Linked DNA regions of Homo sapiens: region 2 is linked to region 1. A link is an interaction called in ENCODE POLR2A ChIA-PET data of the cell type or tissue named here. Cell type or tissue: Panc1. All regions are shown on one strand. Each heading gives the region's core, and the rest is flanking DNA. Links, peaks and the distances in the headings are about the cores only.

Evidence for each region. ChIA-PET counts read pairs that join two places held together with the same protein. Peaks named below come from ENCODE experiments on the same cell type or tissue, not always from the same donor. Only the 100,000 strongest peaks of a DNase experiment are listed, where the experiment ranks them.
Region 2: POLR2A ChIA-PET joins it to region 1 with 20 read pairs; 2 of 35 experiments call an interaction of 5 or more read pairs at or near these places.

The regions. Positions count from the first base shown.
Region 1 is chr6:33,950,524-33,958,845 of GRCh38, reverse strand. No RefSeq gene overlaps it. Among named protein-coding and RNA genes, the nearest start is that of MIR1275, 45 kb to the left of the region's middle. RefSeq lists enhancers at 1-267, 268-1,008, 3,918-4,418. In Panc1, for the core only: no CTCF peak of the experiment used is centred there; no DNase peak of the experiment used is centred there.
Region 2 is chr6:33,823,540-33,831,816 of GRCh38, reverse strand. No RefSeq gene overlaps it. Among named protein-coding and RNA genes, the nearest start is that of MLN, 24 kb to the right of the region's middle. RefSeq lists a silencer at 2,491-2,785. In Panc1, for the core only: no CTCF peak of the experiment used is centred there; no DNase peak of the experiment used is centred there; H3K4me3 peaks cover 425 bases; H3K27ac peaks cover 3,535 bases.

The DNA of each region.
Region 1 (8,322 bases), core at 241-8,240:
AGGTCTGAGACAGAGGAGTGGGGCAGAAGGAAGAGCAGGGGGTCTGGGCGCCCCTCCAACAGTGTCTGTGTGCAAATTAGGAAAAGGCGCCCTCTGCAGGCTGATGAATTAGAAGAACGCATAAGTCAGGGGTGCCTCTGTGTGAGGAAAGATACCCTTCTTCCCTGAGGACTTGGCCTCATGCCAGGTCACGGAGCTTGGGGAGAGGGGCATGGGCCTGCCTGTTTCCCCTGCTCCCTGTCATGACCTGCACTGCTGCACCTGGCAGCCTGGCAGCCCTGCTCCCAAGGCCCTAGCAGGAAGAGTGGCTGAGGAAGAAAAGCCTGCCTTGGGGCCTGATCTCCGGGCTGGGGGCCACTGTAGGTCAACCCCAGTGCTCTGCCAGGTTCTGACCCACCAAGTGGCAACTGGTTTAATGATGTTGGCAACCAGACCCCAGGCTCATTAGGAAAGTGCACAGAGTGCTGACCCAGCCAGGCAGAGTGCCCACAGGCGACGACCCGTGAAGCTCTAGCCTGGTCCCCCATGGGGTGACAGTCTGGACCTCCTGCCAGAATTTCCTGCATCGGTGGCCGCCGCTTATGTCTCCCAGCAGCCCCGGAGGGAGGATAAGCACCTGGCTCAGCATCCCAAGCCCACCTGGGGCCCACCCCCCTCTTCCCCATTTCTTTGTACACCCAGCAGATGGGGCCTCTCACCATCCTAGGCGCGGGGTCCTCCGGCTTTCATTCCTGGTTGTGTTCTGTGGCTATGGCACTCAGGAGGTGTCAGAGACTGAAGTGCAATTTGCATTTTAATAAAGAAAGTTGTATTGCAATCATTTGCATTTAAATAAGGTGCTGTTTCCTCCTCCCTTCCTCCCCTGCTGGTGGTGGCACCTTTGGGAGAAGAAGAATCCCCAGGCCTTCCGTTCCTTGTACTCCTCCTCATCCAGCCAACTTCAGTGGGGGATGATGGGAGCGGTGGGAATCTGCCCTCCCAGTACTCGGTCTCTCCCTGCAGAGCTCTTTTGCACAGGCACACACACTCACACACACACACTCACACACACATGTATGTGCAAGTGAATATTCACATGCATCATATGCACACGCATACACAATGCACGTGTGCACACACGTGCATAAGCACATACAAACACACAGCCACCAAAGGCAATAAGATGCCCTCTTGCCTGGTGCTTCCCCAGCTACCTAACCCCTGGTAAACAGCCTGAAGAGGCTCAGGCCTGGGCGGTGACACCCCTGGACCCACTGCATCCAATTTTTGCTGAGTCCTTTCTCTGGACTCCAGTGGGGGCCCATGTAAGTCGGGGAGGGTTGGGGGAGCAGTGGCCTAGTATGAACCCTGTGTCCCTAGGAGCCCCTTCCTCACCCTGGCTGGGCTCAGAGGTGCAGGTCTGCACACTGAAGCCACCTGAGTTCCAGGCTGTCAGCTTCCTTCTTCCTCAACCAACATTTTTTTAGCCAGTGCTTTGGCTTACTGGTGGTTCCCAAGTGGCTGCCAGCTTGCTTTCCTGGCTAAAGCTCTGTCTCCTGAATCAGCACCCGCCCTCATCTCCCTCCAGAGTCCCCAGACTCTACACACTTGCAGTTTCTTCAAGACAGCACTCCCTTTACTTTTTTTTTTTTTGGGGGATGGAGTCTACGCCTCCTCTTCATCCCTGCTCCCCTTCTCCCGGGCGGTGCTGTGGCGCACAGACCCACATCCTGCACGCCTGGCGCTGTCCCTTAGGCTCAGTTTCTCCGTCTCAAAATGGGACAACCTTGCCTGCTCCTTGACTTGTGGGGATTAACCAGTCACAGAGTCACATGCTTGGCACATGGTAGAGGCTCAATAAATGAAGGCTGGTATCCCCACAGAGCCCCCAAATTCACACAGCCTGATCACACTGGGCATAGAAATTTGGCCCCAATAGAACCTCAATAGAACCTCAAGCAATAGAACCTCAGGACCGCCACAGGTTGGTTTAAGCAGACACTGTGTCATATGACTCGGTCCAACAGGAAGGAATGCAGCCTGACACACAGTAAGAAGACCTGGGTGCCATGTCACCTCACCTCTCGGAGCCTTGGATTCTCTGTCTGTAAAATAGGTGGTATAACAGGACAGTGGGAGGGGCCAATGAGCTGCTGGGCATTGGTGTGCTTGGGAGGCTGCAAGGCAGGAGGGTAGGCCCCTGACTGGCTGGAGATCCCACCCCAGAACAACAGGCAGGAAGCCCAGGCAGAGCTGGGCAGGGCCACCGGCCCTCACAGGGCCCCAGTCTCAGTGTACCTGCATGGATAGCACCCTTGTCCTCACAGCCAGCCCCAGGAAGCCGAGCTACTGTCCTATTTACAGATGAGGAAACAGGCTCCAAAGTCATTCCACCACCCCAGCCCCCTGGCGGGACGTGGAGAAGGCTGGAAGTTGTGCCCACATGAGAGGACGTGGCGGCGACAAGCCCTGTGGGCATTTGGGTGTAGAGCATTCCCGGCCAGGGCCCAGAGGCAGGAGCATGCCCCCTGTGCTGGGACAAGGAGGCTGCCAAGAGGCGCGTCCTTCGCCCTGGGGTGCCGGCAAGGCTGGTGGCCTCTCGTGTGGTTGTCCTCTATTTTCTGAGTTAGCTGTGATGGGCAAAAGGTTGGCAAGCTGGGTCTGGGGCAAAAGGTGCCCAGGGGAACGGAGAGGCCAACCTAGGACTCCCCAAGCAGGAAGGGCAAGGAAGCTACCCCCTGGGATGGGGTCTCAGTGAAGAAACAGGGAAACTCAGGCAGCAGGCCAGAACTTGGCCAGTGGAGCCAGGTTTGCCCCAGACCCTCAGGTCCCTTCCTAACGAATCATCCCAGAGGCCTTCCTGGCATTGCCATCCCCACAAATGCTTCCGGACTCACAAGGTAAGGTCTTGGAAGCATCTCCTCCCAGGAGTATGATTAGAATCCCACCTCTGCCCCCCAGAAAAGAATGTCCATGCAGGTGTGTCCCCCAGCCCAGCCTGGACGGACAGTGCTTCCCTCCCCATTTGCAGCCCCTTCCTGTGGTCCAGCCCTGGCCGGCCTGCCCAGAGCCAGTGGGGGCCCTGTTGCCCTAGCATTCGCAGACATATGTAGAGGGAGAGCTGTGCGGGGGCGCCTTTGCCTTCCTGGCTGAGGGGCCAGAGCCATGGACAAAAGCCCAGCACTCTGACCAAATCTGTAGAGTTTATTGCGCACTCACTGTGTCCCAGGCCATGAACCAAGCATACTGTTTTATATTCACAACAACCATATGAAGCAGATGTGATTGTGTCCCATCTTGCAGATGAGGAAACTGCGGCTCTGGGAGGTTATAGAAGGCACCCAAAGCTCCACATTGAAGATGTGATGGAGCCAGGTTCAAACTCAGGGCAGATGGACACAGGCTCTGCCCTCACTGATGAGCTGAGTCTGTTCTGTGCTGAGTCCCTCCTGCTTCCTTCACCTTCCCTTCCTTCCACTGCCATTGATTGAGCTCCAACTTTGCGTTGGGCCCTCTCTGCACACAGTATAATTGCAGACAGGGAACCCTCCCTGTTGCTCTGCCATGGGCTCTTCCCCTCTGGTGTCCGGGGAAGCCTATGGACCCCTTCTCAGAATAGCATTTTTAAGTCCGCAAAATAAAATAGCTAAGATTCAAAGGAAACCAATTATATTAAAATACAGCTATCAAAATATTAGGAAAAAATGGTACTGGAGCAATATATGTGCTTCTTTATTAATGCACTAAAAGAATGAAATTGCGTAGTGGGGCTATCTAAAACCACATCATCTCAAAGTAGGGTTGAGCATGAGTGAGACTTCAAGTTTTCTGCTGCAATTATAATATCATTGAAACGATCTGCACTTTCTATGGGTGACAAAGTCCCAGATTCTGGGACCACCTCTGTGGTTTGTTGCTAATGCATGCAATGGAAACAGGTGCTACGTTCAAATAAAGAGGAGTGAAAATAATGATGTGATTCTTCCCTGTCCACATTCCCAGGCCCCCGGAATTCTATCCAGGGATCTGTAGGGGATCCACAGACCCCAGGTACTACCACTGCTCCAAGGGGTGTAGATGTGGGGAAGACAAAGGAAGAGGAGGGCAGGGAAGGGGCCAGTCCCTGAACAGGAAGTGAGAGAGGGAGGCCATGGCGCTGGGGGAGGAGTAACCAGTGGAGGGAGGTGAGGAGGCCAGCATGGCAGGCACGTGTGAATGGGGAGAGGGTGGTGGCTGGGAGTTTACAGAATGTCTGGCCATGCTAAAATTGTGGATTCAGGCTAGGAATGACAGCCTTGGGACCATGGAGACCAGAGCAGGGATGTGGTCTGATTGATGATCTCAGAGGGTCCCTCCCTAGAGGACAGCCTGTGGGGCAAAGGCGGAGGCAGGGGACCAGTGAGGGGTGATTGCTGTCCTCCAGGCCCCAGCTAGGATGGCAGCAGTGCAGCAAAGTGGTCAGATTTTGGGCACTTTTTTTTTTGAGATGGAATCTTGCTCTGTCCCCAGGCTGGAGTGCGGTGGCACGATCTCAGCTCACTGCAACCTCCGCCTCCCAGGTTCAAGTGATTCCCCTGCCTCAGCCTCCTGAGTAGCTGGGACTATAGGCACGCACCACCACGCCTGGCTAATTTTTTTGTGTGTTTTGGTAGAGATGGGGTTTCAACATGTTGGTCAGGATGGTCTTGATCTCCTGACCTCGTGATCCACCCACCTTGGCCTCCTAAAGTGCTGGGATTACAGGCGTGAGCCACCGTGCCCAGCCAGATTCGAGGAACTTTTTAAAAAATGGCTTTATTGAGATATAAATCACATAGCCTACAATTCACCCATTTAAAGTGTATAATCCAATGGTTTTTAGTATGTTTGCAGAGTGCAAGCATCACCACAATCAAATTTAGGGCATTTTCATCAGAAAGAAACCCCACAACCATCAGCGGTCATTCCCAATTTCTACTCCCCACCCCAACCCTGAAACCTTTCCTCTCCCTCACATCCTCTGGCCGCAGGCAATCACTGATCATTGAATACTTTCTGTCTTTGTACGTTTGCCCGATTCTGGACGTTCCCCCCTCTTATCTAACGGTAATTATATATCCTTTGATCAGCCTCCTCCCATTCCCTCTCCCCCAGGTCACCCCAGCCTCTGGTAACCAAACTCCACTTTCTATGTCTATGAGAATGACTTTTTAGATTCCACACATGAGAATCACGTGTCTTTCTGTGCCTGGTTTATTCCACTTAACATAGTGTTCTCCAGGTTCATCCATGCTGTCACAATGACAAGATTTCCTTCTTTTTTATGGCTGAATAGTACTCCACAGTGTGTATGTACCAATTTTCTGTATCAGTTCATCTGATGAAGGACATTTAGTTTGATTCCATGTCTTGGCTATTGTGAATAGTGCTGCAATAAATATTTGAGTGCAGATATTTTTTCAGCATGCTGATTTTATTTCCTCTGGGTACGTTCCCAGTAGTGAGATTGCTGGATCATATGGTAGTTCTATTTTTAATACGTTGAGGAACCTCCATACTGCTTTCCATAATGGCTGTTCTAATTTACATTTCCACCAACAGTGTGCTAGGGTTTCCTTTTCTCCACATCCTTGCCAACACTTGTTATCTTTTGTCTTTTTGATAATAGCCGTTCTCACAGGAGTAAGGTAATATCTCTTTGTGGTTTTGATAGGCAAAAGACCTGAATAGACATTTCTTAAAAGAAGACATCCAAATGACCAACGGGTATATGAAATCATGCTCAACATCACCAATCATGGGGAAAATGCACATCAAAACCACAATGAGACACATTTTAAAGATAGAGCCAGCAGGATTTCTGATGGGTCGAAGGTGCAGGATGAGGAAAGGAGAGGCACGTGTCCTGCTCCAACCCTGGACCAGCGGCTGGCTCTGGGCAGCTGGTCCCTGCTGTGACAATGGAGCTCTGGTTCCGCTACCTGCCCCCAGCCTGAGAGGTGCCCTGTGGAAGCTGAGGCAGGAGGAGGGACAGCTATGGAGCACCCAACAGGGACCAGATGGCAAGCTCACTTCCTGACTTTTCAAAGCCACTGCACTCTTTCACATCTGTCATTATTGTCTTTTACACCAAGGCTTCCAGGAAACCTTCCTGCTGCCTCGAACACAGTATTGGCTTCGCTACATGACTTTCTTTGCAAAAACACAGGAATTCCCTCAAGAAATTTACTTATCTGCTCTGTGGACCTGGGATGTCCTCTAGTTACTCTCACTTCCTGGGTGACTCGAGAATGTCCTTGGCAACCCCAAACACAACCTTTTTCCTCCAGGAGCATTTCCAAAGGCAGCTGCAAGACCAGGAGGCTTTGTCTCAAACTGAAAAATAAGCCGCCTTTAGCAGATTCTCAAAAAATGTTTGTTGATTGAATGAAAGAGGTGAATAGGGGTGAGGAGAGAAAGACAATTTCTGAGCTCCCTCTGAGTCCCTTCTCTTTGATTTGCTTTGAAGTTCCAGAATATCAGACATGTCCATGGTCCCATATAAGAGCAGGAAACTGTCCCAGGTCCAGGTGCTGAGGCTCAGCACCATTTTGGGTGGTCGTCCTTGTCCTGCCCCAACACAAGTGGGTCGTGGGGCAGCCAGTGGTCCCCCCTTGTCTGTCTCTCTGCTCGCACCCACCCACACCTGCCCCTCAGCCTGGCTCTCTGTCCCTTATGGGCCATGCTTTGTGGCCATTTGGTTCTCTGGTGGAACAGGGTCTGGCACCCCCATTTTTTGAGCTGGACGGAGTTCAGCTCCCAGTCCTCCCTCCCCTGAGGAGTCATATCCCAAGGAAGTTCCCTTTAGAATGCCCAAGACATCCCAAAGTGCTAAGGCCTAGATCAGAGATTGGCAAACTATGGCCCATGGGTCAAATCGGGGCCACTACGTATTTTTATATGGTCTGAGAGCTAAGAATGGGTTTACATCTTTAAATGGGTGAAAATGAATCAAGATAAGAATAATATTTTGTGACGTGAAATTATATGAATTTCAAATTTCGGCATCCATAAATAAAGTTTTCTTGGGACACAGCCGCACATTTGTTACGTATTGTCTCTGGCTGCATTCGCCCTGCATGCGCAGATTAGGCGGCTGTGATGCAGGCGGTGTGGTTGGCAGAGCTCAGTCACGTGCTATTCGGCCCTTTGTAGCACAAGCTTGGGGGCGCCTGGCCCAGAGCACGTGCGGCCCGTGGCACCTGCACCACCTGCTCCTAAGAGTGACTTGGGTTGTGGAAGTGAGTTCCTTAGACCCTTGAGGCATGAGTGTTTTCCCACCTGTAATCCTGCTTCCCGCTGAGGTCGGTCTGAGGGTTTGAGGATTTCATGAGATTGGCTTGTGCCATGAGTGGCCCCAGTGGCTCAGAGCGGTGCCTTTCGGTAGCTCATGCTGCAACCCCTGAGACTTGCCCTTAACAGGCAATGCTGCCCCCAGGCAGGTGGGCCCCTCTCCTGCATGAGAAGTCAAGTTACAGGGACCACGGCAGGTGAGGAGGGCAACCTGGCAAGGGAAATGGAGTCACATGGCTCATCCTAAGAGGCCAGTGACTGGAGATAGCTCCTTACCTTAGACGGGTGAGGAGACCCATCAGGGTGGGCCACTGCCCGGCCCAAGGGGCATGGAACACATGGTCCAAAGAGCACTGTCTTGGTCGGCCCAGGGGCCTTGGGCAAGTTCCTGCCCTCCCCTGGGTGTGTCCTCATTGGCGACTCGGCAGGGGTGGGCTTGCAGCCCCCACCTCCCCCAGTCTGAGGCCAAGTGGCCCTCACCAGCACTCTCCTCCCTGGCATCTTCATATCACCTCTCAGGCATTCATCAGCCCTAACCACCAGCCTCCAGGGCAGGGCCATCTGGGTGTGGCTGGGCCCAGGGGCCCTGGAACTGCTTGAACTCGTGGAGGCAAGGGGGTTGAATCCCTCCCTCTCACCTCCCACTGTGGCTTTATTAATTGTTTATATTGGAGTCTGTTAATTGGCAATAACCAGCATGCTGAAGTGTCTTTTAATCACCCCCTCTCAGGGCCCTGAGGCTGTGAAGAATTGGTGGATTCAATAAAGCAAGAAGGAATTAGCACCCCCCATCCTCTTCATTATCACAGTTAGATAAACTGCCAACACCTGTCATGCAAATGAGCAGGAAAGAAAACCCAGCCCCTCCTCCTGGCCCTGCCAGGAACTTCCCTGGGTGAGGTAAGATGCAGGCCAGGCTATGACAGGCATTGCACACACACACACACACACACACACACACACACTCACACACAGGCATACAGACCCACAGACTCACCTCCTGTGCCGTCCTGACCACACTCACTCACTCAC
Region 2 (8,277 bases), core at 278-8,277, 130 kb after region 1:
GCACATACACCTATACATGCAGTCATAGACAGACCTACACGCTGGCCAGGCCCAGGCTTTGTATGAAGTTCAAATATGCTCTGTCTGCTCTGCTCTGCTCTGCACATAGGTATGGGGGCCTGCACTGCCCCCCGCCATGCTTGGGGCCCCCAGCAGCTGTATTGCCTGTTAAAAGTTCCTGAGCCCACCTGCCTGGGCTCTATCGGCATCCCTGCCCCTGCCATGGTCCTGCCCCCTGGTGTACCTGCTGCCTTCTCCCCAGCTCTATGGGTGGGCAGGGAGCTGGGCCTGGCCAGGAGGACACTCCTGGGGGAGCTTCCTAGAGCTACCCACAGGCTAGGGAGAGGTCTCCAGGGCTTGTCTGGGCCACTGCCCAGCCTTGGAGCAGGACGCTCCTTCCCTTGGCAGCCACTTGCTGCCTCCCTCCTTTCCCCTCAAGGTCTCTGACCGGTCAGGTTCTTTCGAAGACAATTCAGAGGAAGATTATGTGCAGGAAGTTTGCTGAGAAGAACACCTGTGGAGAGTGACGCAGGCAGGACTGGACAGACAGAGGGGCTGGGCTGCCCTGTGGTCACAGCAAAGGCCTCAGCCACCCCGGGGAGGACAGAGGAGGGGAGGAGGCCCTGCAGCCTGTCCCACATGGGGCAAGGGGATCTGCCTTCACACTGGTGCATTTACCAGCCGCTGGATGCTGGCTGTCCCCCGAAAATGCTGCAACCTCAAAGGAAGAGACCAAGGATAACCACGAGGAAGAGGAGCTCAGCTTGGCGCAGTCAGCCATTCACGTCCCCCCGTGGCTGGAGAGTGGGCACTGGGGTCCTGAAGGGAGGTACGTGGGCAGCACCTAGGTGGCCACTATAGTCTCCAAAGGATGAGGCGCCCGACCCCCTCCTGCTGTAGGCCTCACTCACGTCCCTCCTGCTGCAGTTGAAGTCTCCTCTCTTGAGTCTTTCTGCACCCTGCTCCCCGTCTGTCCGTCCCACTCCATCCCATCGCCTTATGCTGGTGTGGACGGCTCCACATTGCAGGCTTCAGATTCCCTCGCAGGAAGCCAGAGGGTGAGGCTCCCGCCAGCACCCTCTCTCTCGCCTCTCCTGATGCCCTAAGTCACCTCTGAACACAGGGGTGCTAAGTCATGGGCGAAGCGGTGAGGACACCCCCTCTGACTGAAGTCCTTCGTGAATCAGAGCAGCGGGATAGGGGCTGAGTCTGATTTGCTCTGGGCTGACAAGACAGCGGTGCGGGCTTGTGACTATCATTCAGCAGGCTCTGTGGGTGGCAGAATGACAGGATCCCCTCTTACCTCAGTCCTCTGTTGATGTCCCCACCACCCATTTACTCTCACACACACGGTGCTGGCAGGAGTAGGAGCTGAAAGCCTTTGGATTCGAAGCACACTTTTAATTTCTTCTCCAGGGAAAGTGTGAGCTAGAGAGTGCTGGCTTTGAGACGAAGGGGCTGTTCCACCTAGACTATATTTCATCTGTCCTAAGGAACACATTTGTTTCACACTTTAATATCCCTGAAATTGAAATCTGTCTAACAATTGGTGGCATATCCTAGTTTAATCAGCAGCATTTTCCCCCTTCATGGTAAAATAATGGTTCCTTTAAAAATCACTGGTATCTTAGATTTGATGAGACTGGTACTTTGCATCCACCTGGGAGGCAATGCCGACCTCTCCACCCAGGGACATGAGGGAGGCGAGGGAAGGTGACCGGAGGCTGGGCTGCTTTCAGCACCCAGGGCAGTGAGGGAGGGGAGGAGACAAGGGACTGGGCTGCTTTCAGCACCCAGGGAGGTGAGGAAGAGGAGGGAAGGAACTAGAGGCTGGGCTGCTTTCAGCACCCAGGGATGTGAGGAAGAGGAGGGAAGGAACTAGAGGCTGGGCTGCTTTCAGCACCCAGGGAGGTGAGGAAGAGGAGGGAAGGAACTAGAGGCTGGGCTGCTTTCAGCACCCAGGGAGGTGAGGAAGAGGAGGGAAGGAACTAGAGGCTGGGCTGCTTTCAGCACCCAGGGAGGTGAGGAAGAGGAGGGAAGGAACTAGAGGCTGGGCTGCTTTCAGCACCCAGGGAGGTGAGGGAGGGGAGGGGACAAGAGACTGGGCTGCTTTCAGCACCCAGGGAGGTGAGGGAGGGAAGGGGAGGGGACAAGAGGCTGGGCTGCTTTCAGCACCCAGGGAGGTGAGGGAGGGGAGGGAGGGACTAGAGGCTGGGCTGCTTTCAGCACCCAGGGAGATGAGGGAGGGGAGAGGAGGGGACAAGAGGCTGGGCTGTTTTCAGCACCCAGGGAGGTGAAGGAGGGGAGGGGAGGGGACAAGAGGCTGGGCTGCTTTCAGCATTCCCTGCATCAGGCTTTCACTGGGCAGCTTCGGGATATGGGCCCTCCCAAGGCCTCCTGCAGGCAGATGAAGAGCAGAACCATGTTTTGGAGCCAAACAGAAAATTATTTTTGGAGACTCAGGGCAGAAGTTTACCTCTGGTGCCCTGCAGACCTCAGCTGCTGGCGGCCAAGGTCCTCCTTTTGAAGCCTAAATAAAAGTAGCTGAAGCTAGTCCAGCCTCCGCAGCTGGGGCGATGACAGCGAAGTGAACGTGGGCGCGGATGTTCCAGGGAAGAGGGCTTGGGGCTGCAGCTCCAGGCGAGGCCTGTTGAAGTGTTAATGGGCACCATCTCGAAGTGAGAGAATTAGCCCCATGGGGCAGCCAAATGTAAAAAGCCTGGGAATTTAGAAAGAAAATGCTGCCCTGGAGGAGAGGCAAAATGGGAGAGCTCCGGATGCTGAGCTGAGTGGAGAAGCACGTTCTGGACCTCGTCTGGCACAAGCAGCAGGGAACCCCTGACACTGCACTCAGATGCTGGTTCTCACCGCTCCCCTAGAGGCTTGGTGAGCTCCCAGATGGCCATCTCAGCAGACTCCTGTGGGGCAGGTGGCAGGAGGATGATACTGAGATCCATGCCTCTTTCAACAAGCAGCAGAGACAGGAGAAAGCTACTTTGGCCACAGGGGCAGGGGCGGGAGCAGTTGTGAGCCAGCATCTCCAGAGGGAGACCCCAGGCAGAGAGGAGGCTGAAGGACCTGCCTGGCAATGTAGGCTGAGAGCCCCACTGTGTGAGACACTATGCTCCCTCCTCACCCCCTCCGACCTGAGCAGAAGCAAGAGGGTCTGGGAAGCCTGGTTTGCAGGAGAAGGCCAGGAGAGCAGGGCCCTGGAGCCCAAGCCCTGCAGGACGCCTGGCCAGCCCAAGCCAGCTTCGTTCATTCCTACACCTCATAAATACCTGCTGAGTAGCAAAGCAAACAGGCAAAACAGACTCCTCTGAAGGACTCTACGTTCTAGTGAGGGGAGAAATACATTAAACAAAGTAAACATAGAATGACATTGGTGCTAAGCGCCACAGAGAAAAATACAACAGAATGAGGAGGTTGGAACGAACAGGAATACCTCTTTCTACCACTTGGGCAGGGAAATCCCTCTGGACACATGTGACCAGAGACCTAAATGAAATGAGGGCAGGAGCCCTGGGGGCATCTATGGGAAGCTTCCTTCCACACAGCATGCCAAGCAGTGGTGCAAAGAGTCCTGCCAGGGCGGGACTCGGATGATCCCAGACTAACAAGCAGATCAGCGCTGGAGTGGAAGGAGGCAGTAAGCAAGAGGGACGTGGGCGCAGGGAGGGAAGTGGCATCCAACTCCACAGGGCTTTCTGGGCCATGGAAAGGACTTTGGCTTCCACTCTGAGTGGAAGGGGAGTCTATAGAAGGTTTGAGCAGAAAGGTGTGACCTGGCTTCAGTTTTAACAGGATAACAGACAGCAGGGGCAAAGGGCAGGTGGCAGGGACGCTGTTAGAAAGCCATTGTAATCTCCAAGCAAAAGATGACAGTGGCTGGATTGTGGATATATTTAGATGGCAGAGCTGATGAGATTTGCTGACAGATTGGATTCGGGATGTCTTCCAGTTATCTATTGCTATACAACAAACCACCCCCGATCCTTGGTGGCTTAAAACGACCACAGGCATTTATTTTGCTTATGAATCTGCAAAACGCAGACAGGGCTCAGTGGGGAAGGCTCCTCTCTGCACCACATGATGTCAGCAGGGTGGCCTGGGAAGCAGGATGAGTCCCGTACAGCTGGTGGGCGCAGGCTGATGCTGCAACTGGGGCTTGGCCTGGCCCATCCACCTGAGGTCTCAGCCCCTCCTCATGTGAGCCTCTCCTGGGGCTCCTGGGTTCCAAGAGCAAGCATCTCAGGAAGCCAAGGCAGAAGCTGCAGGGCTTCTTACCATCTAGCCTCAGAAATCCCAGAACATCACTTCCTACTGCCTTCTATTGGTCAAGTGAGTCGCCAAGGCTAGCCCTGATCAAGGGGAGAGGAATTAGACCCCACCATCTCTCAGCGGAGAGAACAAAGAACTTGTGGCCATCATTACTCTGCCACACAGTGTGAAAGAGGTGAGGCGAAGGTGACTGCGGGATTCTTGGCCTGAGCCACTTACGTCCTGGTGTATGCCATTAGTGAGGCAACTGCTTCTCTCTCACCTTACCCTCCAGAGGCCAAGCTGTGGGCCTTGTCCAAGCCCCCTCCCTCACAGGTCTTGTTTCTTCCTGTCAGATAAAGGGTTTGAATGGGAAGACAGTTGTCCCTTCCAGCCCTGGGACACTAGCAACAGGGCTGGGAGCAGCTTCCTTATGGGGCCCAGGAGATGAATGCCCCCTCCTCCCAGGAGCTACTCTTAGAACCTCGGGTGGGAGGCCTGAGACAGGGCTGGGGTGGCTGGCTGGGAGGCACTACAGAGCAGGGGCCTGGCCTGCAGCCGTTCCACTCAGTATCCTGCCTCTGCCTCTGGGCCAGAGCCACCCATGTGTCCTACCTACACTCAGGAAACAGGTGGACAGGCCCTGCCCATGAATGCCAGGTTCTGATTTCCAAGCCTTTATCTCTCAGGGCATGGCCAGGAATCAGGAGACCCAGAGGAAATCAGCCAAGCACCTGCCCACTGCAGCCCCACTCTGAGCCAGGCAGCCTGGGTGGAGGACTCTGACATGCTTTTCCTGATGCAGAAGAGCGCCAGGAGAGGGGGTTGCTGCCCATGGCTGTGAGCACACGGCTCCACCCAGCCTGGTCCCTCACCCTGCACAAACACCTGGGATGGCTGAAGGGTATATGTCTTCCTCCTGCAGGCAAGACTAGCAGAATAGGGACTCCCCACCCTGAAGAAAAGACTCCAGCACAAACTCTCATGTGCCCATGAATGTCCTGGGGTGTATCCTTAAAATACTGAAGCTGATTCAAAGATTCTGCGTTTCTACCCAGTCTCCAGGTGATGCCAACGCTTCTGGGCCACAGGGCAAGGGGCTGGTCTAGCCAGACCTGCGGCTTCCCAGGTGGACACCCCAGAGGACTGCAATACAGACAGCCTGGCTAGAGGGACGATTGTCCAGGCCTCGTCTCACAGATGAAATGGACAGCAGCTGTGGCACGCCAAGCACCTACAATGCTACCATCACCAGCTGGGTTCTGGAGCGAGAACACACAGGTGGATGGGCTCTGTGACCTTGGGCAAATTCCTTTGTCTCTCTGGGTCTCTTTGCTCATCTGCAAAATGGAAAGAACCCTGGAAAGTGGGAGAGAAGGAAGGGTCGGGAGAAAGGGGAGAGGAGGGATGGGGAAGAGTATTGTGCAGGAGACCTGGGGGAGCATTGAAAAGGAGAGGTGAAGGGAGGAGGGGGCAGAGAAAGAAGGGAGGGGAGGAGGGGGCAGGGCGAAGGCAGGCAGTCGGGGAACCTTGAAGGCAAGGGGACTCAACCAGAGTTGTAGCTGTGGGATGGCGCGAGAAGAAGAAAGTGAGGAAGAGTCTGGGGCTGGTTACCAGGGACGGCCTAGGTGTCATGGAGGAGGTAGGCAGAGAGGGTGGGCCCGAGGGGGATGCAGCGCTCTCCCTTCGTCCCAGGCTCTCAGGTGCCAGGGAGAAATGAAATTCTAGCTGCAACCCTTCTGGGAATCATCCTGCCTTTTCATTTATGGGGAATAAGTCGAAAAATGACTGGAGGAGGTGCCACCACATTATTATTATTATTATTATTATTATTATTATTATTATTATCATCATTATTATTATTTTGGCAATTGCCGCAAAAATGTCTCCACTGGGAGTGTAAAGCCTATCAGGATGGTTATGTAATGGCCGGATGCCTTCATCAGGCTCAGCACCCGCAAGCCTTCCTCCACAGGGCCATATTTAACCCAGGGTCTCTGCGGCCCAGACATGCCTGCAGTCCTGCAATGAGCTGCAGGGTGGAGGTAAAACACCCACCACCGGGCCTCTCTCTGGCAAGCCTGGCCCTGGTTCCACCCAGCTCCACAACACAGCCCTGAGAAGGGACACTGAGGCACAGAGACTTCTCAACCCCTTTCTGGACCACCAGACCCACTCATTTGTACTGGCTTTCCCCACCGACTCAGGGGCTTCCTGGGACCGGAGTTGACCTGGGGCCTCCTTGAAGAAAAGAGAAATGGCTCTCTGTGCTTCCTATAGTCCACTCTCCCAATGAAAACGTTCTCTTTTGATTTTTGTCCGAAACAGTTCTTTGTTGTCTAAGACTAGGAGGGGACAGAGAGGAGAGGGCGGTGGCAGTGGGAGGGGGACAGGGGTCCTTGCAGGAAACAGAGGAATGATGTCAATATGCTGCCAAGGGTAGAGGCTGTCATCAAGGGCCTTTACAAGGCACTGTGGCAGTGAGGGTGCAGTGTTACACAGGGTGTAATTCATAAGGGCCCAAACCCAGCAGTGCCTGCAGAGCTCAGCCCAGGGACTGGGGTGGCCCATGCCCTCCTCCAAGGGGGAGCAGCCCCTGCCACCCTTGGCGCACACTGTACCTTGACCTGGAGTGCCCTCTCTCTCCCGTGCAGTTATGACTTTACTCATTTCTCAAGGCCCGGCCCAGATGCCACCTCCTCTCCGGAGCCTACTCTGAGCCTTCCAGCCTAGGTCTCCCACCTTCCCCGCGCTGCCCGAAGCCAGCTCAGAAACGACATCCATGGAAGAAACCCACCATGCCCTGTGGCTGATCTGGCCTCTTTCTCCAAACACACTGGGAGCTCCTTAAGGGCAGTGCGGCCCTCGTCCTGGCTCCTGTGAAGAGCCCTTGGCAACTCCCTCTTCCTGTTTCATAGGAGGAGCCTCACAACTCCAGCACTTCCGCACCCAGCCTCCTGGCCCTAAGCACGGAGAGCCGGAGAGCCGCTGCCTCATTCCCCTTCACGGCCCTTAGCCCCCCTGGCTCTACATATTTTAGCTGTTTTTTGGTTTATTGTCTATTTCTCCTGACTAGAATGTAAACTCTGTCAGGGTGACTGTTTTTGTCTGTTTTCTTCTCTACTGTATGCCCAGCATCTGGAACAGTGCCCAGCACAGAGTAGGTGCTTAGTAAATGTTGGTTACACACAGCTCTTTACAGAGTGAATTATGCAGTAGAGTTTTTTCTTGCCTTGATCCACACACATGCAGCAACCGAAGGGAGGTGATTTGTTCTGCACTGGAAAGGGCAGGGGAGAAGGGAGGTCTTTCATACCACTTTGAGGTCTCATCCCCTTTCCTAGAAAATCTGGAAACTGATAGCATCTCTCCATAGAATTCTCTTTATCCAGAGCATAGGCCCTCAGAGAGCTCCAAGAACAAATATTTTTTTGCTCACATCTTTTTTGGAAAACATTCAGAGAACACCCTGCCTTTTTGAGAGGAGAGAAGTACAGTGACTCCCCCAGTGTCACCACTCAGCAAGTCAGTGGCCCAGCCAGAGCCACCTCCGGCGCCAGGCCAGGGCACTGGCCATGCCCACACTGGCTGTCTCTGCCACCCACTGAGGCTGAGAGAGGCAAAAGACCAGGAAAGGGGCTGACTTTGGAGTTTTGATCCAAAACTGGGGCTGGGGCTCTGGGGAAGGCCCCAGGCCTAGGAGCTTCTGCACAAATAGAGCTGGTTCTCAGGCTGGAAACCAGACCACCTGGGCCAGCGCTGTCACCTGGAGCCTTGTGAGAGCACCACCTCCTGGGATCCAAGCATGGGGTTCAGTAGGAATCTGCATTCCTAACACAAGCTGATGCTGCCAGGAGGAGGACCAGCTTTGAGAACCACTGGCTTAGAGAAAACATTCCCAGCTCTTCCTAGGCTCACGCTGGGGAATTCGACTGGGAATTAAGCTGTGTGAGGGACCTTTGCTTTGTATTTATCCACTTAGGCATTGTTATGAACATTTAAATACCTGTAGAGATT